Linked DNA regions of Homo sapiens: region 1 is linked to region 2. A link is an interaction called in ENCODE POLR2A ChIA-PET data of the cell type or tissue named here. Cell type or tissue: PC-9. All regions are shown on one strand. Links, peaks and the distances in the headings refer to the core of each region. The heading gives the core; the rest is flanking DNA.

What was found. ChIA-PET counts read pairs that join two places held together with the same protein. Peaks named below come from ENCODE experiments on the same cell type or tissue, not always from the same donor. Only the 100,000 strongest peaks of a DNase experiment are listed, where the experiment ranks them.
Region 1: POLR2A ChIA-PET joins it to region 2 with 12 read pairs; 3 of 35 experiments call an interaction of 5 or more read pairs at or near these places.

Annotation. Positions count from the first base shown.
Region 1 is chr6:3,749,999-3,762,316 of GRCh38, forward strand. It overlaps PXDC1 (PX domain containing 1), which reads right to left and starts at 1,715. Exons shown (of 5, transcript NM_183373.4): 1 at 1,278-1,715. The coding sequence starts at 1,533. RefSeq lists silencers at 939-1,018, 1,769-2,008, 2,059-2,228 and enhancers at 5,786-6,652, 6,815-7,780, 10,855-11,368. In PC-9, for the core only: a CTCF peak has its summit at 2,117; no DNase peak of the experiment used is centred there; H3K4me3 peaks cover 655 bases.
Region 2 is chr6:3,408,068-3,418,900 of GRCh38, forward strand. SLC22A23 (solute carrier family 22 member 23) reads right to left here. Exons shown (of 10, transcript NM_015482.2): 2 at 7,685-7,788; 3 at 2,121-2,275. LOC105374890 (a long non-coding RNA gene) reads left to right here and starts at 2,633. Exons shown (of 3, transcript XR_926397.3): 1 at 2,633-2,844; 2 at 8,516-8,726; 3 at 9,258-9,912. RefSeq lists silencers at 1,700-1,920, 4,968-5,262, enhancers at 2,592-2,736, 5,320-5,819, 6,884-7,385 and a cis regulatory region at 2,657-2,670. In PC-9, for the core only: CTCF peaks have their summits at 2,999 (motif pointing right) and 3,201; a DNase peak (open chromatin) is centred at 6,774; H3K27ac peaks cover 1,303 bases.

The DNA.
Region 1 (12,318 bases), core at 1,973-9,972, 340 kb after region 2:
ACACCCAACTGTCTGGAGAACAGCTATAAATGTGAGGCTCTGGGGAGCAGAGGGAGGCCTGAAAGGCGGGCCTTCTCGCTCAGGGCCCCAACTCGCTGGCTGTGGGAGCCCTTCCAAAAGATGTGTCATGAGAACTAAGCTAATTATCCACGTAATTCTCACACTGGGGTTGGGGCCATCGCCAGGGGAAAGCACAGGTTATCTCAAGAACGCAGCCAGATAGGAGGCTGGGGAGACTTGGACGGGCCACCTTCTGCTTCAGTAACTTGGCCCCAAGCTTTCAGGAGGTCTCTGCTTAGAGGAGGACTGCAGAAAAGAAGGCTGCTGGGCCACTGTCCCAATGTTCCGAGCTACAGGTGGTCACCCATGGAGGGGGGTGGGACCTGCTCGGAAGTCCTCCAGTCTTCCCGCCCCTTCTCCCCTCCCGGCCCTCCCAGGCGGCCCCTCTCCTCGGCCTGCCCCCTCCACCCCGCAATTCTTCCCGTCTCAATTCCAGTCCCTCTCTCTTGCGTCCTCCCGGCTTCCACCCCCTCAGCCTGGCCTCCAAAAGAAAGATCGGGCAGAGCGGTAGGAAAAGGGAAGCCACCGCGGTTTCTGAAAACAAGAATTCCCGCGAGCCAGGACGGTCACGAGGCCGGGGAGGAGGCGGCGCAGCTGATCAAACGCGAATGGGGACCAGCCCTGGCGGGGGTGCGGGGGGGCCCTGGCTGTCCGCGGCAGCCGCGGGCGGGGCGGCCGCTCCGAGGAGGGACGGAAGGGCTGCGTGGCACCTCGCGCTCGAAGACCAGGGGCGCGCCCTCCGCGGGGAGAACTCGGGGCGGCGGCCAGACCCGACGCGACCCCCGGCTCGGACCCTGCAGTTAACTGCTCCCAGACGCTTTCCCAGTGCGCCCGCCCGCCGGCCCTCGGGAGGTACCGGGCAGGGGGCTAGGGCCGGGCCGACCCTGTGAGCCGCTCAGCCCCGGGCGCCCCCGCCCTCCTCGGAAGTGACTCGTCCTCAGGGAGAGTCCGGCGCCCGCCCTGCCGGCCTCGGCCCCTTTCCCGCCCCATTTGGCTCCTCCGCCGGGGGCGCCCCCAGGCTGGGCAGGCTGGCTCCCCGTCCCCCTAACCCCGCCGCCCGGGCACCCCTCGTCTGCGGGCGCGGGGTCCAAGTGTCCCCTGTCCAGGGCGGGCAGAAAGGAGAAGTCGCAATCTCGGTTGAAGTCTCTTCCCCGCCTCCTTCGTGCACTTCAAGGCTGCCTCGGCCCCGCGCCCCTCCCGCGTCCCCGGCCCCGCACCTTGCCGCAGCGGCCCCTGCGCCAGTTCGGACCGGTCCTCGGGAAAGGCGTCGCGCAGGCGCTGCCACAGGCGGCCCAGGTCCGCCAGGCTGCGGTGCAGGTAGAGCACGCTGCGGTCCGACCACTCCGTGCGGATCTCGAAGAACTCCTCTTCGTCGCCGCGCCGGCTGACGATGAGCCTGCGGATGCCGTTCACCCAGCAGCCGCGCACGAACATGTTCACGAGCGACGTGCCCTCAAACACCGCCGAGGCCATGTCGCACGCATGCCCCCGCCAAGGGCTCCCCAGCCCCGCCGCCCGCCCGCCCGCAGGAGGCGCGCCCCGGCCGGGGTCGTCCCGGGTCTGTCCGTGGCCGGGGTCGTCCGGGGTCGGCCCGTCACTCCAAGGAGGCTGCGTATGGCCCGCGTTCGGGGCAGCGGGGCGGCGCGGCGGCGAGTGGCTCGGGCCGGCCGGGCGCGGCTTTATAAGGCGCTTCCCATCGCGGGCGGCGCGGTAGTCGACGTCGAGGTTAGGCCGCGTCCGCCTCCCGCCCGCCTCCCGCGGAACGGGCGCCGCGGGCCGCTCTGGAAAGGAAGAGGTCCGGCTGGCCGCGCCCCCGCCGCCTCCGCAGAGACCGCGCTGCCGCGGCCACGAGAACCCCCGGAGCCGGGAGCCGGGCCGAGTCCCAAGCGCTCGCCCCCGCCTCGCGCCCCCCGCGCCTCCTCCCTCGCGGCCCCGGAGCCGCAGGTCGGTGACTGGACCAGCCGGGAAGGGAGGCGGGGCGGGCCCTGCTTGCCAGGCGCTCGGCGCAGACTTTTTTCTCTTTCCGTTTCGCGATCCTCGGGACCTCCCAGGGCTAGGAGCTGCGCGCCCCACCCGGCCCGCGAGGGGATGGCAACTACCCGGGGTCCGGAGGCGGGGCTGCGAGTGTCGGGGCGGGGGGCGCGGGCCGGGTCGAGCACCGCCCCGACGAGGGCCCAGGCCAGTCCGGCCCGCCCCGGGTTCCCTCCGTGCCTCAGGTCCCCTCCGTGCCCCGCGTCCTCCCGCGCATTCCGGTCATGCCTCAGCCGCGCCAAGGCCTGGGACACGGCCGGACAGACCGCGGGGCAGCCCTCGGAGAAGTGGGAAGAGGGGAGAAAACAGTGGCGAAAAGAAGGTCTCCTGGGAAGGAGCGCCCTGGGAAGCTGGACGCGGTGGGTGCTCTTGAGGGGCCTCAGGAGTGGACTTGGGGAAACCGCCCGCCCTGAAAACTGACTCAGCGGCGCGTTACTGAGGCCGTTCCTAGTTGGAAGAGAATTAATAGCACTTGTTTGAGAATTACAAGTTAGTTCCAGAAATGAATCGAGTGACCTCACAGCCCGTAGGCAGGGGTGGGAGAGCCAGGGTGAGCCCCTCACCTCACCCCGCCCCCGCCCCGGCAGCGCTCTGGAAAGCCTCAAAGCCCAGCGCTGCGCGGAAATGTTAGAGGCCCAAGGCAGGTGGCCTGTCTGGACTCAGACCCGACCCAGATGTCCCCCCAGGTCCCTACCACTCAGTCCCACCTGCCTCGACTCAGTCCCGACCCAGATGACCACCCCCCCCCCGCCCCCACCACGACCAACTTTTATTCCGACTGCGCCAGTGACTTGCAGATAGCATAGCTTCAAATTTCCTCACCTGGTCTGGGGCGGTGAACAGGTCAAGATGGAGAGTGTCAAGAGAGACTTTTGCTTTGTCTATGATGTTTTTATATACACTTGCTAATTAAATGAACGCATATGTTTCCTGTGTAATTTTGTATAGGGGAATAGGGGCCGTGGGAACTGGAAGTAAACAGCCAGTGTGCCAGCAGCTCTTGACTCTAGGTGGTGGGAATAAGTGCCGTTGTAACCACAGTACCAGCCCAAACGGGGCTTACTCTGTTTGTAACAATGTTGAGTTACCTTGCAGGTATAACAGAGCCAAAAACTCTTAAGTCACAAAGCCCAGGCATGCACCATAGAAAAAGATTTGATCTCTAACAAACATCCAGAACCAACTATTCGTCTCCTTGGAACGAAGAAGACTGGGACATGACTGGAACCCGAACATTCGAACTCTCAGAAGGGAAGGGTCTCTTGGCCCAGAAGATAGGGGCTAAAATCCACCTCAACATACCGTACCATAAATGGCCAAATTTGAAGGCCTTCAAACAGATCCTGCCCAGCCAACATTTCTAAGTCCTTTCCTTTGCCCTCTGCTTCCTTAGAACTTGCCCCAGACCCCAAATCAGGGAGGAAGATTTGAACCTGCCTCCTGTCTCCTTGCTGGCTGGTCTTGCAATAAAGTCTTTCTTTTCTCAAAGGCAGTACCATGGTATTGCTTCCGTGTACATTGAGCAGTGAGCCTGAGGCAGGAAAATAGGGTCAGGAGGCAGGGAACATAAGGCCAATTCACACTTCGGCTGTAACAGGAAATATCCACTCCATAGGGCGTATGCTGTAAGTGACTTTGTAACTTTACTTCATCCTCTGCATTTACGTAGAGGGTAAGTGAAGTAAACAATGGAATCATCTAGGGGATATTTAAACTTCCAAAAATTCTGTAACGGGGCCTTTGAGCCCCTATGTTCGGGCCGCTCCCACACTGTGGAATGTAATTTCGTTTTCAATAAATCCCTTCATTCCTTCCTTGCTTTGTTTGTGCGTTTTGTCCAATTCTTTGTTCAAGATGCCAAGAACCTGGACATCCTCCACCGGTGACAAGCCCATTTGCTTAATAAGATTATTATTTTCTTCTCAGTATTTTTCTGTTACTTATTTTCTGAAAGTGCCAGGAAGAGGAGGGCAGGCAGGACCACCCCAAAACAGGCCACCTGTGGTATCATGGTGACCTCTAACCCCAGCCCCCAAGAATATGAAAGTGATGACGACTCTTATGAAGTGTTGGATTTAACTGAGTATGCAAGAAGACATCAGCGGTGGAATTGAGTGTTTGGCCCCAGTTGGAGACCTATGGTGTTACAGAGAAATACTCAGTAGCTACCCAGATTGGAATGTGTGGCGTGACAGGCTGGTATGCAGGATTTTTGCTCCCAAAAGTTGGGAAGGTTGCAGCAACTGCAGTGACTTCCAGATTGACTGGAAGAGAATTGAAAGAGACGTACATAAAGCAAAAAGACATACTAAGGCCCGGGCGTGGTGGCTCATGTCTGTAATCCCAGCACTTTGGGAGGCCGAGGCGTGTGGATCACCAAGTCAGGAGATCGAGACCATCCTGGCCAGCATGGTGAAACTCCATCTCTACTGAAACTACAAAAATTAGCTGGGCGTGGTGGTGGGCGCCTGTAATCCCAGCTACTTGGGAGGCTGAGGCAGGCGAATCGCTTGAACCCAGGAGGCAGAAGTTGCAATGAGCCGAGATCACGCCACTGCAATCCAGCCTGATGACAGAGCAAGACTGCATCTCAAAAAAGAAAAAAAAAAAAAAAGACAGACTAAGAAATGAGCAAATAAAGCAGCACCTGAAATCAACAATACAGTTGAAGAAGCAACTGACTTTATCAAACAGAACATTGTGATATCCACTGAATTTGTGGGAGGCTTTTTGCTAAGACTTGCATTTTAAAGACATGAATGGTCTACCATAGTAGACAGCTATGAGAAGTGGCGGCAACACAGTGTCCTCTCTCAACAGTACATGCTGCCGGATCTCAGAAAAACAACTAGCTGGACAATACTGAACTCACAACTTAGCATTTTGCCATCTGGAGCCTGGCAAACTGGTATTTGCTGTAAAACAACTTATGTGGTATGTGAACAGTAGTAGTTCTGAGCAAAACGTGGCTTTTATCATTTAAAAAAAAATGCTTCTCTTTAGAATTAGCTTATAAAATATCACCATTGGTTGTAGATATGGAGAGAAAAGAAACTGCTACATTTATTGCCTGGTGAAATATTAATCCCTTTTCATTTAAATAAGATGTTCTGGCTTGGCGCGGTGGCTCACACCTGTAATCCCAACACTTTGGGAGGCCAAGGAGGGAGAATCACCTGAGGTCAGGAGTTCAAAATCAGCCTGGCCAACATGGTGAAACCCTGTCTCTACTAAAAATACAAAACAATGAGCTGAGCGTGGTGGAGGGTGCCTGTAATCCCAGCTACTCAGGAGGCTAAGGCACAAGAATCACTTGAACCCAGGAGTCAGAGGTTGCAATGAGCTGAGGTTGCGCCACTGCACTCCAGCCTGGGTGACAGAGTGAGACGCTGTCTCAATAAATAAATAAGATGTTCTTCATTGTGGTTTACAGTATAATGACAATAATTTTAAAATCTGTATTATAGCTTCAATATTAGGACTGACTTTTTTTTAAAGATATGTCTGCAATAAATTGAAGAACTGCAATGCCCTTTTGTGGAAAGCTTTAGAAATGATATAATTATTAAAGATATTAAATAGACAAAAAATAATTTTCTAATAATGATGATAATAAAAGAATCTCTGAAGTGAGTATTAGAACTTCTGACTACTTCTAACTATTGGTCCTACCCAGCCACTGATGAACTCCAATCATATAGTCTCAAACTGCTCACTTGATGTTTCTTTGCCTCCATTTGCCTTTCCGTGAAATGGGAATTTAAAACAAAAATTAAAAAGCCCACGACTGTTGTGAGGACAAATAAAATGGTACATGGCTGAAAGTGTGCAGTAAACACCTTTGAGGACTTGTGTTATATAAATGTCAGTAACAGATACAGAGGAGACGGAGTGGTTTCGGGTTGTAAATCCAGCTGATGAGCTAGTTCATTGCGGGAGGCTACATAATAGAATGTGCAAATGGAGAACAAAGAGGAGCTCTCTGGGTCACCTGCCCATCTTCCAAGCCTGGTTTAGAATTACAAAGGTGTAGCCAAGGAGGAGTCCTGTTGTAGGTAAGAGCTTTGGAAACCAGATACTTCAATCCGATTAATAAGAGTAAATAATGAGAATAAAAGACTTCATGAAACTCAAGGCCTTTTCTTCTGAGGGGGTGTTGGGGTGTCCTGTTTATTTTTCTTCGGTGGTAGTTTTGTTTGGATTTAGCTTTTTTTTAAGTTCTATGTGTTCTCCCCGGCCCTCAAAGTGAACAGCAAGACAATGCAAAACCCCGGAGGCATCCCTCCAGGTCTCTGTCTGTGACCTACTCATCTGGCATCTGACAACACAATAGGGAACTCCGTGCTGCTATAGTCTGAAAAATAAGATTAACTTCTAGAGCCAGGAGGTGAGCAGTGAGTGTGGGGTGGGAGAGGAGATGCTCGCCCCAGGGTGCCCTAACCCCACAGGTTCCACTATTTGTAACCCCCTCTCCCACCCCACCTACTTTACCTCCCCCAACCCCTAAAGGGAGAGCTAAAGAGGGTCTTTTATTTTTTTTTTTAATCACTATCTGTGCTTGCAAGGAGTTTGGAGCCTCATGTGATTGACAAGCTGTTTACAAGAGCACCATGATTTGCATGTTAAGTTCTGCCTCAGCAGTTGTTCTAGACACGGTAAGATAGTTCAGTGAGCTTCCCACAAAACTGCAGCTCTTGGCCAGGTGTGGTGGCTCACGCCTGTAATCCCAGCACTTTGGAAGGCTGAGGTGGGCAGCTCACGAGGTCAAGAGATCAAGACCCTCCTGGACAACATAGTAAAACCCCATCTCTACTAAAAATACAAAAGTTACCTGGGTGTGGTGGTGCACACTTGTAGTCCCAGCTACTTGAGAGACTGAGGCAGGAGAATCGCTTGAACCTGGGAGGCGGAGGTTGCAGTGAGCCGAGATCGCACCACTGCGCTCCAGTCCGGCAACAGAGCAAGACTCAGTCTCAAAAAAAAAAAAAAAAAAACTACAGCTCTTCTCTGTTTCTCTTCAAAACAAAAGGGATGGGACCTCAGAGTTGTGAATGTTTGCAGATACAGTAACTGATTTGATCCTCACAACAGCCCAAGGGGACAGGGAGATCCTTGTTCCTTAGATTCAAGAAACAAGGCTCCAAGAGGGTCTGGAAAGGCCCTGGGTGGAGGGCTAGTCCCACACCAAGGCCCTGCTTGGCCGGGCCCCTGCAAATCCACTCACTGGTCCGGCCCGGGTTCCAGCACACTGGTGTTCATGGTCTCCAACGGCCCTGTGCCTTCCCCAGGGACCCGCTCACAGGCCCTCAGTGTGGAATGCCTGCCACCCCTGCCCTGGACTGCTCATTCCCATTCTTCCTTTAGACCAGTGCTTTTCAGACTCTCCAGTGCCTGTGAATTTCCTGGGAACTTGTTACCAAGTAAATTCTGATTCAGGAGGCCTGGGTGGGGCCTGAGATTCTGCGTTTCTGCCGGGCTGCCAGAGCTCATGACCATCTGCCGGCCACTCTGAGCAGCAAGGCAGATGCTAGCGTAGGCCTTGCTTGGTCTGGGATGTGTCAGGAGACACAATTATACCGTCTCCTGGTGCCCTGCATTGGTTCATAATTGTAATGAGTTTGTTATGTTTTCCTGGCTGCGGTGTAATCGCTAGGAGGGCAGGGACTAGACAACTGTCTCATTCCTAACCGTATTTCCAGTGCCTAGTACAGTGCCTGACACATGGCAAATGCTCACTAAATATTTATTAAATGGGCAAATGAGTGAAAGACGAGAGCCAGCCAACACTGGTCTTCCCACGGGAACAATGCCGTCCCTTGATCTTGTGAAGGGACAGTAATGGAACATTAGGGAAAATTTCACAACCCATCATCAAATCCAGATTTTACTGGAGGCCCATGTTGAGAGGTGACAGCATGCTGGCGGCCCTCGCAAGCTCTCGGTGCCTCCTCGGCCTGGGCGCCCATTATGGCCGCGCTTGGGGGGCCCTTCAGCCCGCCGCTGCACCGTGGGGGCCCCTTCTCTGGGCCAGCCGAGACCAGAGCCGGCTCCCTCGGCTTGCGGGGGGTTGTAGAGGGAGAGGCGCGGGCAGGAACCGGGACTGTGCGCGGCGCTTGCGGGCCAGCGCGAGTTCCGGGCGGGCGTAGGCTCGGCGGACCCCGCACTCGGAGCGGCCAGCAGGTCCCGCCGGCCGGGCACTGAGGGGCTTAGCACCTGGGCCAGCAGCTGCTGTGCTCAACTTCTCGCCGGGCTTTAGCTGTCTCCCCGCGAGGCAGGGCTCGGGCCCTGCAGCCCGCCATGCCTGAGCCTCCCCCACGCCGTGGGCTCCTGCACTGCCCCAGCCTCCCCGACGAGCGCCGCGCCCTGCTCTACGGCGCCCAGTCCCATCGACCACCCAAGGGCTGACAAGTGTGGGCACACAGGCGCGGGACTGGCAGGCAGCTCCACCTGCGGCCCAGATGCGAGATCCACTGGGTGAAGCCAGCTGGGCTCCTGAGTCTGGTGCGGACTTGGAGAACCTTTATGTCTAGTTAAGGGATTGTAAATACACCAATCGGCACTCTGTATCTAGCTCAAGGTTTGTAAACACACCAATCAGCACCCTGTGTCTAGCTCAGGGTTTGTGAATGCACCAATCAACACTCTGTGTCTAGCTAATCTAGTGGGGACATGGAGAACTTTTTGTGTCCACACTCTGTATCTAGCTAATCTAGTGGGGACGTGGAGAACCTTTGTGTCTAGCTCAGGGGTTGTAAAGGCACCAATCAGCACCCTGTCAAAAAGGACCTCAGCTCTGTAAAACAGACCAATCGGCTTTCCATAAAATGGACCAAACAGCAGGGATGTGGGTGGGGCCAGATAAGAGAATAAAAGCAGGCTGCTCCGGTGTCCTATCCACTCTGTGGAAGCTTTGTTCTTTTGGTGTTTGTAATCAGTCTTGGTGCTGCACACTCTTTGGGTCCATGCCGTCTTTATGAGCTGTAACACTCACCGTGAAGGTCTGCAGCTTCACTCCTGAAGCCGGTGACACCATGAACCCATCGGGAGGAACGAACAACTCCAGATGCACCGCCTTCTAGAGCTGTAACACACTCACTGCCAAGGTTTGTAGTTTCACTTCTAAAGCCAGTGAGACCACGAACCCACCAAAAGGAATAAACTCCAGACATGCTGTCTTTAAGAACTATGAATGCCACCATGAGGGTCTGTGGCTTCATTCTTTAAGTCTGTGAGACCAAGAACCCACCAATTCCAGACACTATATCCTAGGCCTAAAATCATCTTAAAAAAAAACCATCTTCAAATGGGTCATAGTAAAATGTTCATGGTGATCATCTCTCAAGAATAGGATTACTGACTTTGTGTACTTCCGTGTTTTCCAAATTTAATGCAATGAACAAGCACTAGTGCAGTAATTTGAAAATTCATCTAAGCAAGTTCTCTGAATTATCTCCATGGTCACTTCTCTTGTCACTGCAGATGAACTATCTGTGTGGCCATGGCCCATCACTTGTACTCACTGTTTGCTTAACTACAAAGAAGGGGGGACTGCAGATGACCACCGAGACACTCAGCAATGTGAATTCTCTATGAATGTTTTTATCTGTATTCCTTCTCAGCCTTGCTACTCCAAAGCACTCCCAGCCTCATTCTTGACTTTCTGATTTCTGCAAGTTCTTGCCAATATGAATTATGTTTCATGCTGCTGGCTTTCTAAGGATGGAATTTGTGACTCAAGGCCTAAGCTGCCACTGAGCTATTTGCTAAACTTAAGTTGCTGTTTTTGAACACCCGGACTCCTAAGAATCAATGAAAACCCAAGATGATCAACATTAGTCACAGAACCAAATAATCCTATGGACTGACGGAGGGTGGGTCGCTGGAGTTTTATGCTTTTCACATACTGGCATTCCAGTAAACATTCTTAAATACGTAAGCTGTGAGGTTATTCAGCAAACAGCCTATGGACAGTCACAGCATTTGTACCTGCTCCACAACCCACTGTATTTTCCCTAATGGTATGAATGCATTAATACATGAAGTGATTTATTTTAGGAGTTGAAGCTAAACTTTTTTTTTTACATTCATTAGCGCATTGAGACATTCACTCAGCCTACTTTCTATAGGCTATCATGAGCAGAGTTAGTGAGCTTGTTTGTGGAAACTATGTATGAAAAATAAGGAAAGTTTGGAGTTCAAATCTGAAATATTTTGAGATCAACATTGACGAGACATAGTGACATAATGCTTGCCAATAATATTTATTCTGGAACTATTACATTACGACAAACATGGGATCCCTTTGTATGGTTAGATTCAATAAGAGATCATTGTTACACTTTGATTCAGCATTTTCTTATATTCTGAATAGAAATAAAATTTCTGTGCCTGAACTTTGTTCTGACATGTGTTGAGCAGACATCAGTCTTCATATTCACCAGTAATATAAGCCCCAAACAAGTAATATAACTTTAAAATTTTTACCACATGGATAGATAGGGACATAGCTATAAATATGTAGATACAGATGTGTCTTATTTGATTCCACAAAAGATTTAAGATGATTTGCCAAAATATATACAATAAAAAAATGCATAAATTAGAATTTAGATCCTAGGAAAATGTAGAAGAGAAAAAGGAGCAGAGGAAAATTGGTCCATGGATAAGCACACCATCGAAGTGCATTCAGTTACTAAATGTGGGTTGGAAATGGCTTCCCTCCAACGCTTCCTGACTCAAGAGTTAAACTCCAAAACCTTCGCCTGACCTGCAAGGCCTCTACATGGCCTACGCCTGACGCCGTCCCCCCAGTCTTCCATCTCATCCCTCACATTCCTACATTCTCTAGTCCACTCCTCCTAGATATGCCAGGCGGGTCCTAAGGTCAGGAGTTTGAGACCAGCCTGACCAATATGGTGAAACCCCGTCTCTACTAAAAATACAAAAATTAGCTGGCCATGGTGGCGGGCGCCTATAGTCCCAGCTACTCAGGAGGCTGAGACAGGAGAATCGCTTGAACTCAGAGGGGTCAGACGTTGCAGTGAGCCAAGATCATGCCACTGCACTCCAGCATGGGTGACAGAGCCAGCCTGAAACTCTGCCCTGCGTCCTTCTGAGAAGTGACAGTGTACCGGCATGGCAGCCCTCACAGCCCTCGCTCGCTCTTGGCGCCTCCTCGGCCTTGGCACCCACTCTGGCCGCGCTTGAGGAGCCCTTCAGCCCGCCGCTGCACTGTGGAAGCCCATTCCTGGGCTGGCCAAGGCCGGAGCCGGCTCCCTCAGCTTGCGGGGAGGTGTGGAGGGAGAGGCACGGGCGGGAACCGGGGCTGCTCGCGGCGCTTATGGACCGGCGCGAGTTCCGGGTGGGCGTGGACTCGGCGGGCCCCGCACTCGGAGCGACCAGCCGGCCCCGACAGCCCCGCCGGCCCGGGGAAGTGAAGGGCTTAGCACCTGGGCCAGCAGCTGCTGTGCTCGACTTCTCGCTGGGCCTTAGCTGCCTCCCTGCGGAGCAGGGTTCGGGACCTGCAGCCCGCCATGCCTCAGCCTCCCCCACGCCGTGGGCTCCTGCGCCTCCCGAGCCTCCCCGAGGCTCAAAATAGTCAAAATGGACCAATCAGCTCTCTGTAAAACAGACCAGTCGGCTCTCTGTAAAATGGACCAATCAGCAGGATGTGGGTGGGGCCAGATAAGAGAATAAAGGCAGGCTGCCTGAGGCAAGCGCGGCACGCCGCCACGGTCCGTTTTCAGGCTGTGGTAGCTTTGTTTTTTTGCTTTTTGTAATAAATTTTGTTGTTGTTTGTTCTTTGGGTTCACGGTGCATTTGCGAGCTGTAACACTCACCACGAAGGTCCTCAGCTTTCCTCGCTGGTGAGACCATGAACCCCCCCAGAGGGAAAAAACACCCAACACATCAGAATGTCAAGGAACAAACTCCGGCCATGCCGCCTTTGAGGGCCTGTAACACTTAACCGCAAGCACCAGCCACGCCGCCTTTAAGAACTGTAATACTTGCTGTGAGGGTCTGAGGCTTTATGCTTGACGTCAGTGAGGCCAAAAACCCATCAATTCTGGACACACTCCCAAATGGCTTCCTCCCTCATCTAGAATTCACCATCTCCTTGGAGGGGCTCTTGGCCACCCACCTGAAAGAGGTCACTCCCCCCGCCCACCTGCCCGTCATTCTCTTTCCCAACGTGTTTTGTGTTTTTTCAGAGTGAACGTCGTGATA
Region 2 (10,833 bases), core at 2,175-10,174:
TTACATATTCTTTATGGCTGCTTTCAGGCTACAATGGCAGAGTTGAGTAACTGTGACAGACCATATGGCCTGCAAAGCCTGAAAAATTTCCCACATGGAAAAAGTTTGCCAGTGTCTGGGTTATATGATTCTGTGCCTAAGAGACTGGAGGGAAGCAATCTCCTAGGGTAAGTACTTTCTTTGAATGGTTCTGAAGTAGAAGAGAACCTTCTGCTATAAACAGCTCACTATGTAATCTAATGAAAACACATCTTCAACATAATATTTTGTAGTAAATATAACAACTGGCTTCAGAGGTCAATGGCATGATGTCACAGTGCAAGTCAGTAAAACAATTCTATGAATATGTGAGGTGGAAACAATGCCGTTCAGGTACAATTCACTCCTGGTCTGGCTTCATTCATGGATAGTCTCTCCAGATGGCAAATGCCAGTTACACAGGTAGCCCTTCCCTACCCTCCTTCCTTGACACTGGCAGACATGGCTAATGGATCAAGGTGTTCTCTTCTGCTGAGCCCCAAAGTCTCCTCAGAAGTCTTCTCCCCATTCTCTGGCAGCTTCAGCCAGTCATTAGTAATTGGCATGCAAGATAAAACCAATACACCATCTTTGCGGTAAGGTAATTTTCCATGAACACTCTCTTGCCTGGGGGTGGTGAGGCTGAGGTTATATTCTCTGCAGAGCTCCTGAAGCACAGCTATTCCATTTTGTCCTAGTGCAGAGCTGTCCCCTTTTATGACCATCCACGTGAGAGGACTGGACTGCCCTCCCCCTGTGAGAATGGAAGCCTGACAAGGACGGCTGCCCAGAGCAAGGGTCCCGGCGCACTTGCACACATGTGGGCCAAGGGATTGCCTGAGGGCAGGACCAGGAGGCTTCTCCAGAAAAGTGCTTAGACCTGTTCCTCTGCACAGACTGTCAGGGGTCAGGGCCATAGACAACGGCACAGGCATTTTGCCTGGGGAGGTTCAAGCCCAATACTCGCATTATTTATTCAAAGAAACAAGTTCCCCAAACACCATCACCCAGGCCCACTCATCTTGTCATGCATATCTTCCTAAAGAACTTCCCAAGAGACAAGGGTTCTAAGACAAATGCAAGTAAACTGGAAAAGGTGATTTCTAAGAAACTACAATTCAGTTAAACATTGATGACAAAACGGCCAACTACGGATCTAGAAGAATATACCGGTAGCCTTTTTCTGTGTCTGCTCCTTCCTGTGACAATAAAACTATGTCCTGAATGGATTATATTTCTAGTGGAACAAAAATTTTAGCTATCTAAAAGAAGTCTTTAATATGCAAATTTAAGAGAATTAGAACTATTCTTATGTTGTCACACTGGAAATTGCTACTTAATCTATACCTGACTCCTGTGCGTGTGGTCAAAGAAAGAGAAAAAGACAAAATACATGGTAAATCTTACAGTATTCCCAACAGATCTTTCCACAAAGTGACTAAAAAGTATAAAGCCAGTAAATAAGTAAAATAACCACGCCTAAAACTCTTCTTCTCCTTATGGGTGTGTGGTTGTGTTCTAGCAAACACCACCTACAAATAAGTGAAACCTAACTATATTCAGCAGAGTTAATACAGCCAACAGACAAGATAGATCAATGAAAGAAATGTCTCACCCTCCTAAAAAGACCAAATACTAGCTAATGCTGTCATTTACTTTTCCAGTACCAATGCTTAGGTCTCAGTTCCAGACCACTTAAGGACACAACTGTGGACATGAGAATGTGGAAAGTTTGGATTCTGTGTGGATACCCAATTATGCACCAGATAGAAGCACACAGGATGTCAATGCAGACAATTCTGAAGAAAACCGAAAGCCTCTCCATATCAGGAAAGAACCGATCGCCACTCCTCCAAGCAGTTACGCAACCTCCCGTGTCCTTTGATGTGCACTGAGCCCGAGCTGGAGATCAGGATTGAGTGAAATGTTTCACGGCATCACCTGAAAAGCCTCTTTCACAACACTTGAGGCCTTTAATGTTTGTGTTTCCACAAAACTGCCAGCCCACACGAGCAGCATGCACAGTATCTTTCCCAGAACCTCCCAGGCAACAATACTTTTGCTAAATTCTTTCAAGACTAGTCGTGAAGGCTCCTACTTACGTAAAGCATACAAGGTGAGAATGATTCCAGCCAGGCAAAATCCTTCAAAGAACCTGAGTGTGCTGAACATTGTCACATTCACTGACAGTGCCACAGTCAGTCCAAAGATCAGAATGAAGATGATGGAAAACAGCAGCACAGGCCGCCGGCCGACCCTGCATATGGAGAGGGAAAAAGTTAGGAATCATTGTGAAACAAGACAATGACGCTAGATGCTGAAACCCGGTGTCCAGCAGGCACTCAATATATGTTGAATGAGTACTGGGTAAAAAGTCCTGTGCCATCTATACCCACTTCACTAGATCCTAGGCTACTATGGGTAAAAAGGGAGATTTAGCCCAACCCCCTAATTCTCGAGATAAGGGAGCAGAGATCAACCAATTACAGAGTAAGAGAATTCAGACTTGAGCCCAATTCCTGTTGCTGAGTCTATTTCTGAGTGTATAGTGATATAATTCAAGGCAAGGGGAACAAAATTAATAATTCTCCAAACAGGAACCTTGATACACCCAGCATAAAAAGTCTTGAGAAATCGTTGACCTTTGGGATTGGATCAAAAGTCAACATGGTCACCAAGCAAAGCGGCTTTGTTTCCTCTCCCCAGGTTGTTAACTAAGTCAGATACCTGATCCTACACACAGCCTATCCGAGCCAGGGCCAAGCCATCTGTCAATTTGTTTCAGCTACACGACGAGAAGTAATTTTTAAGGGATCACACACTAAGGTAAGACAGCGTGAACTTTAAATGCCCAGTGACCTGATAGTGAGCTGACAGTGCAGCCCCTCGGCTGGACTGAGAGGCAGGGAGCCCAGGCTGTGATGATTCTCTGGAAACGGCCACAGATACCCTCAATTCGTGGGTTCTGGAGCTGGCCAGTTTCAGATCAGTGACCACTAGGGGGCGATGTGCTTCTAGAGTGCCTGGGAGGACAGTAGAGGGTGGTCCACAAGAATGGGGAAGTCACCAGTTCCTGTGGCCCCATGCTAACTTTCCATCTTTCCTTGATTAACCGATTAGAAATAAAATGGCAACAATAACTCTCCATCAAACACGATTGGCTTGGTCTAAAGGATAACTCAGAGAAATGGGGGCAGAGTGGATGCTATTTGCCAGGAGAAAAAAGGGGGAAAAATCCAGACCTCCTGTCCCCAGTACCACAAAGGGTAGCTGAGGGGCTCGAACTGTCCTAGACGTGTTAATTACAAGACATCTACATGCAAGTAAAATGCCCAGAAAAGACAAATATACAGAAACAGAAAGTAGATTTGTGGTTGTCCAGGACTGGGGGGTGATGTTTCCATCATCCTTTGAGGGGATGGGAATGTTTTAAATTCAGAGTGTGGTGATGGCTGTACAACTCTGCAAATATACTAAAACTCATTCCATTGTGCACTTAAAATGGGTGGGTTTTATGGGATGCAAATTATATGTCAATAAAACTTCAAAAAAAAAAATTAAGGCATGGCCTTACCCTATAGAGATAGATGGAATTTTAAGAAAATACAGGGAAAGGAACAACAGGATGAAATTACACTCAGAACTTTTAGTTCTAACCATTCCCATCAGTCACTTTGGTTTAGTGAAACAAGGCCAAGGCTAGGAGCTCAATGTAAGTCAATAATCTCACCTGGAGATTTTAGCCATTACTTTCCCTTGTCCAGTGCTGGGATCAGGAAGCCCTTACCAGCAAAGACTGTGTAGCTGATTTTGTCCAAATCTAACTCATTGACAAAAATAAATTTAAAATACAGCTTTAGTCATTCTCCTAAAATGAAGAAAAATGAACTAACTCTAACATTTTGCATTACCCTTGACTTTCCTGGTCTGTGAAATGGGGATAAGCATCCCACATTGTGGAGTGTTGAGATCCTTCACTAGGGGGGATGATGGGCACAGATGCAACGCCTGGCGCAGAGGAAATAATGCAATGTTGTAGTGCTCATTCCTTCCTGCGTTTCCACGTCCCTGATGCCTACCAAACATGGTTTGCTCTGTTCTGATATTTTAGAAAAGATGTTCGATTTTTTTAAGCGTGCTGCCTCCCGAAAAATGGTGGCTAAAATCAACAAGTAAAACTTATCAAGGTCTACAGGGCAAACACTGTCTTTGAAGTCAGAGTGTGTTGGTTCTGAATCCAGGATCACCACTTCTGAACTATGTGACCTTGAGTAAGACCAGGCTTGTTCAAACGAGCCTGGAGTTCCCTTTGGTAAGGGCCAATTAATGTCTGCTTCATAATGTTATCGACAGGAGTGGATATGAACAAATGCTTCAGCAAGCGTTCAATACATGTTAGTTACAAGCATGGATGGTTCTCCTAGAAACTGGCTCCCAGGGCAGAACCCTCTCAGAGAGGACTGATAAAGCCACAGTCCTTGTCCGTAATGCAGAGGACTTTATCACTTAGGATCTGTGGTGGGCAGAACAATGGTCCTCAAATCTGTCCATGTCCTAATCCTCAGAACCTGTGAGTATTTTACCTTTCATGGCAAAAGGAATTCTGAAGATGAGATTAAGCTTAAGGACCCTGAGATGAGGTGACTTTCCAGGTAGGTCCAATCTAATGACAAGGAAAACCTCCCCTGGCTCCAGGGAACCAGAGAGGTAGTGGTGTGAGAAGGACTTGACTTGACATTGCTGGCTCTGAAGACGGAGGATGGGGCCATGAGCCATGGAATGCAGGTGGCCTTTAGAAGCTAGAAAAAGCAGGGGAGCAGATTATCTCCTGGGTCTTGCAAAAAGGCATGCAGCCCTGCTGACACCCCGACTTTAGACCAGTGAGACCTTTGTTGGACTTGTGAACTGCAGAGCTGGAAGATCATTCATGTGGGCTTTGGAAGCCACCAAGCAGGTAGCAATTTGTAACAGCAGCCATAGAGAACCGACACAGGGTCTCAACAGGAAACAGAGGTCCCACTCAAATGAAGTGACTGGAGGAGATGGTAATAAAGGGATTATTTACAGAAGAGTAAACAAGCTGAGAGGGAACCCACAACAGACGGTGTTTGACCTTGCGGCTCTCGACAGCAGGGAGTAGGGGAAGGATGGTCCTGGCCCCAGAGAGAAAGAGGTGCTGTGTGGAGGTCATGGACAGGAGGTGGCTGGCCCCTCCAACCTGGCAGAGAGCAAGCTGGGCATACAAGTGCCTGACCTCACTCTCTTCTCCCCTGAGGATCTACAGCTGGTGCTCCCCACTGGCCACACTCGGCCAGGAGCTGGCGGGCAAGGGGTCCTCTGTGGAAGCCCATACTGGCCAGCTTCCCAGGGCAGGCTGGGGAAGGGGGCAGAGGGCTGCTGCAGTAACAAACACAGCGAAGAAGTGAGCGCATCCCTGGGGCCACTGGCCATCGGCCCTCCCACCCACCTGAGCTAGCAGATTCTATACCAATACCCAGTGAACATCCCCAGACAAAACTTGGTGTCAAAAATGTAACTTTTTGAAGAAAGAAGTGTACTACTTAAATGTTACTAAATGCTGACTGCAGCCTTAGGAAGCATATTGTATGACTTGATCCACTTCCCCTGCAGCCATGAAACAGGGCCCATAGCCGAGAGGTCTGGAGTTCCCTTTAAATGGGTTTATTTCCTTTTAAGCAAGGCTCAAGCAGGGAGTCAAATGCCAGAAAATGGAGTTGGAAAATACCAAGCTTTCAAACTGAAAGGGAAGGCCACTCAAAATGTTCAAAAACTACCACTCAGGCAGCCTGCCCCTGATTCCCGGGGCACCCCCTCAATCTTGCCCATCTGAGGAGGAACCTCAGAAAAGCAACTGCAGAGAAATGGTTTGCGATGTCAGACTTCTGGTTACTCTAAGAGCAAGACCCAAACTCTTTTGTCCTCAGGCCTGGTGTGTGATCAGGGAGGCCACATCACATGTGTGTACAAGAAGAAAGTTAAGAAAACAATCTTTAAACAATTTAAACTGTTACAGACTGGTTCATTCATAAAAGTCGATTTTTACTTTTCTATTAAATTATTTATTGAATAAGGACACTACAACCCCAGTTGAGTTTGCATTTTTTTAGAAAGACAGTGACATGGATTATATTAGTATATTTTTCTAACCTATTTCAATGTAGATTTCTGGGAAACGGTATATTTTAGACCAATATAGCCCACACTAGAAACCTATGAACTCAAGTATTTGGTTTAAAAAAATAAACCCTGTGTTGCCTCTACCAAAGAAAGCCCCCAAGAGGTCCCCTGCGTAGGTCTCCAGAGGTCACTGACTGCTTCTCTGTTGCTGTCCACAGAGAACGTGTCCATGAGAAGCACTTGCAAATCATGATGAGGCAGATGTCAAGCACACAGGAAATCACATTACATGTCAGCTCAAGGAACTCCCAAATACACGCTGGGTTTTGGAAGAAATTTTCCACATGTGTAATGTGACCCTCTGCTGCTGTCCGCCCAGGCACTTGCCTTGGCCAGCATTCTCAGTTAACTGAGGTGCAGAGGTCACAGAACCTATAGAATTTGTTCCATATCACTCTGGGCCCTTATTTCCTCAAGGCCAAGATGTCTCGATTCACCAAAAAAAAAAAAAAAAAAAAAAATCCTTTAAAGATAAAAGAATGTAAGCTGGGGAGACAGTTACACTACGCCTCTCTCCTGAGCAATCTCGCTACTTGAAAAACCTGTCAACATTGTGCAACTGCCTCCCTGCTTAGACACCTCACCGCTGCTGCCCCTGTGACCACAGAATGCCTTAAATAAAAGCGCTGCAGCATCCTGGTGGAGGGGCAGGCTCTGAGGCCACGTGGTGGCTGAGTTTCAAGTTCTGGCTCTCCAGCTTAAAGCTGAGTGAACTTGGAGATTTTACTTACACTTCTCTGCTTTTTCAACTGTAAAACACAGGTAATAATAGCATCTCCTATTCGGGGTGTTGTAAGGAGATGTTAATGTATGGAACTACTTAGCACAGTGCCTGCTACACGGTAATCTTTCAGCTGCTAATGTTATCATTATTGCATATGCATTCTCACCTCTGGCCACCACCCTCCCCTGCCCACAGCGCCCATCTGTATTACCGAAATGCTCTTTATCACTCAAGGTGCAGCTCCCTACAGACCCCACAGAGGCATCTCCTGGCCAAGGACTGCCCCTCTCCAAAATCCACGTGACATGTAGAGGAGCTAATCAGCATTGCCTGACTCATTCAGCTCGCATGGGGGAAGGGTCTTTAGCTTCCCCATCCCCTATTTTTTAATGCATCTTCTGCAGCTGCCCCTTAGTGCATCCACCTCCTGCAGCCCTGCACATAAGTCTTCAAGCTCTTTCTAATGAAACGTCAAAGGTTAGAAGTAGATGGGGCTGCAGGCTGGTTTTGCTATATTCTAGAAGCTAGAGAATTGCGTTGAATTTAAATTCACACTTCCAAATGATCTGCTACATGCATGGGCCATTTCTCCGAGCTCTGCATTCTCCACGTGGCAGCTTTGGCCTTCTGCTCTGGCACTGGGAAAAGACAGTCATGGTAAGCTAACACTGACTATTTTTCTTTAGCCAGCAAAGGCGTGCTGTGGCCTCCAAAGGTTCGTGCGGCGGGCATGTTGGTACTCACCAGTCAGCAATGCATCCAGTTATTAGGTAGCCAAAGATTAATCCAACCAGTAAGGAGAACTTAGCGATATGGACCTTCCAGGCATTATCACACACAAGATCCCACTAGAGAGGGGCAAATAGAAAATAAATCAGAGAGAAACATACACAGAGCTAGTCGTACTCAATTATAAGGGCAATACAATAACCCTGCAGGGACCACCGCACCGTTGCCAGTACCATGCCATATACACCAGTCAGAGTCTCTTCCATGGTTTTGAAAATCCAATGAGACATATAATTTGCCCACAAAAGGAAATGTAACATTTTAGTCTGGGACAGATTATAAGTCTGCAAAGAATGACGCAGGAAGTCTGGGGATGTGTATTCTTCTGTCCCAACCACCACGGGAAATGTAAACTGAGGCAGAGGTGGGCAGCCACGGAGACCAGGCATCCCTGAGGACCAGTGGTCCCTCACCATGAAGAGCTGCTCTGAGTGCCCAGGGGCTGGGAGACCCTGTCAACTTTCTGCATGGGCATCGTGATGACATGAGGAGGTTAAAAGTAACTTTTGCATTTTCATCCCAAAACATTCCCCAAACTTTATGAGGAGTCTTAAAAATAAAAGCGAGCATTAGTAGTAAATGTTGAAATATGAACTTTAACTAAACATTCTATTTTGCCCTTGGAAGTGTCCCTTGCGTTTTCCCATGTTTCCCTCTAAAGCCATCTGCTCTCCTTGGAGAGAAAGCCGGTCAATTAGTAAATACAACATTCAGACTATTATATTGTTTAATAAGAAAAATACAAACAAATACAAATCTTCTCATTTTTCTTTTCTCCACTTGCAGGATCAGGACGTAAACCCCTGTTTGTTCCCTCTAAGGGATGTGTGTCCAAGTGTGGACTCAAATCCACATGCAGCTTTCATCTGGGCCAGAGGGGCACATAAGCAGGGTCCCTGCTGGCCAGGCCATGGAGACACAGAGCCGGGGGTCTAGATGCCCCTGCTTCTGCTGCAAAGAAGTGGGCAAAGCTTCTGGTCTGGACGCGCAACTCCAGGTCAGTGGAGACGGGGGTGGGGTGGTGCAGGGAAGAAGCTGAAGAAATTCACGCCAATGCATTTGGGAACACCGGAGCGGGAGGTGTTCTGGGAGCAGAGGCAGGATTGGAGGGGATGGGGAACATGGAAGGTGGTGGGCTGACCCCTGATCCTAGTTCTGTCTTCTTAGATGTCTCCCCCCGCCCCTTGTCTCTATGCTACCCAGACTGCAGCACAGAGGATCCTTAGAGGGCACTGTAAGCTCAGGTCCTGCCTCATGTTTCCAAACTTCCAGAGCCTTATCGAGGCCCCTGAGGCCACAGCTGTGGTTCTCAGCTTCACTAAAATTCAGGAAAAGCCAAGCTCTGTGTCAGTGGATGCAGGGAAAGGTGCCTGGCTGGGATAAGTAGAAAGCCACTGCCTGTCACAATGTCCCCACTTCTGCCCTGGACTCCTTGGGACACACACTGGCTCGCCGATGCCCCCAACACAGGTATGCTTTCCAGAGGTCTGAGGAGGGTGACTTCTTTTTCTACCCCATCTGCTTCCAGAGTGATTTGCAACGCCAGGCCCAGGAAGAAACGGAATATGGGAATGTAAGCACAGACTGCACAAGGGCCTCATCAATAAAAGACGGCTTGGAATTTGCTGTTGTCAGGGTTTATTCATGAATTTGGGGAGAAGGGCACTGCTGGTTGCACAGATTCTTAAGAATTCAGACACAGGAGCTCCTTACAGGGTTAACTTCCTTCCATGATTGCTCCAGTGGTCCTCAAACTGCTCCAGGGACCAGCAGCATCAGCACCACCTGGGGACTAGTTAGAAAAGGCAAGTTCTTGGGCCCCATCCCAGGCCCACTGAATGAAGACTCCTGCAGGTAAGCACAGCAGTGTGGTTCGGCAAACCTGCCCTGCGACTCTGAGAACTACTGGCCAACACTGCCCTGCCATTTTGAAGACAATGAATGAGCTTCACTGTCTTGGGCTGGGGTTCAAACAACTCCCAAGAGCAGGGAGAAGCAAAAACGCTGTGGGAACCATGCAAAAGACTACTGGCTGCTGCTGCTCTGCTCTGCAAATGCAGGGTCGTACAGCTAGGTGATGAGTTCAGTGAGCTTTTGGAGGCAAGCCTGGAAAACGAACATTCACATATGTATGCTGTTTCTAGGAAAAAATGTATTTTTGATAATAAAAACCTTTCACCACACAACCTATTTCTAACTTCAGGAATACAGGTTTTGCCTTAAAACGTGAGTGACAGCTTCATAAATCACAGTGGGTGCACATTCTGTTTTTCCAGCTTGGTTTATACACTCTGGGAGAGGAGGTGCTCTCAACACCTGTAACCACTCATCTCCCAGTTGCATCATGCCTTTGGGAGCCTCAGTCGGGCACAATCTTGGCAGGAGAGGAACACATCCCGACCCCAGGTTGCTGCCGGGGAGAAGGGCACCAGCTGCTGTCTTGATGGCAGGGAGTCATCTGAAATGCTTTCATGTCTCCCCCAAGACTTCCCATTGATGAGTTTACTTGAGGTTAAAGGATGCAAATGAGTATATTATGCTTCTATGAGATGGCCAGGAGGCAGAAGAAATTTTAATAAAGCATTTAGGGGACTGGAGGAAATTGCCAATACTGTTGTGAGTTCAGCCACCTGAGCAATGACCAGACCTGGCCTTGGGCAGCCATGACCCCATTAAGGTGCTAGCTAATAAGACATTCAGTGATCAGCCCTATCCATTAACAGTGCCACAGTGGAAAATGAACACAGTGGAGGGAGACTGAGTCACTCACACGCCTGGTAGGGAGAGGAAGCCTGGTTAGAAGTATTGCTGGCTCCACAGTTCCCAGCCTCTGGGCTTCCCCCTGGGGAGGGGGTGCAGGAAACCCAGAGCAAGGCAGCCACCTGCTACCTTAAACCCTCCTCAACTAGGCACAAGAATAGACAGCATATCTGAAGCAACAAGTAAACCAACTGGATTCCCAGGCCCAGCAAGTTTACCATGATAAGGGTTACTCATGCCTGGGGATCCGCCTGCAACACCGCCCTTGCCATCCTGGAGGCACCGCCGTTTAGCAGGGTAGGGTAGCGCTGGGGGAACCCATGGCACCGACACCCTTGTTTGAC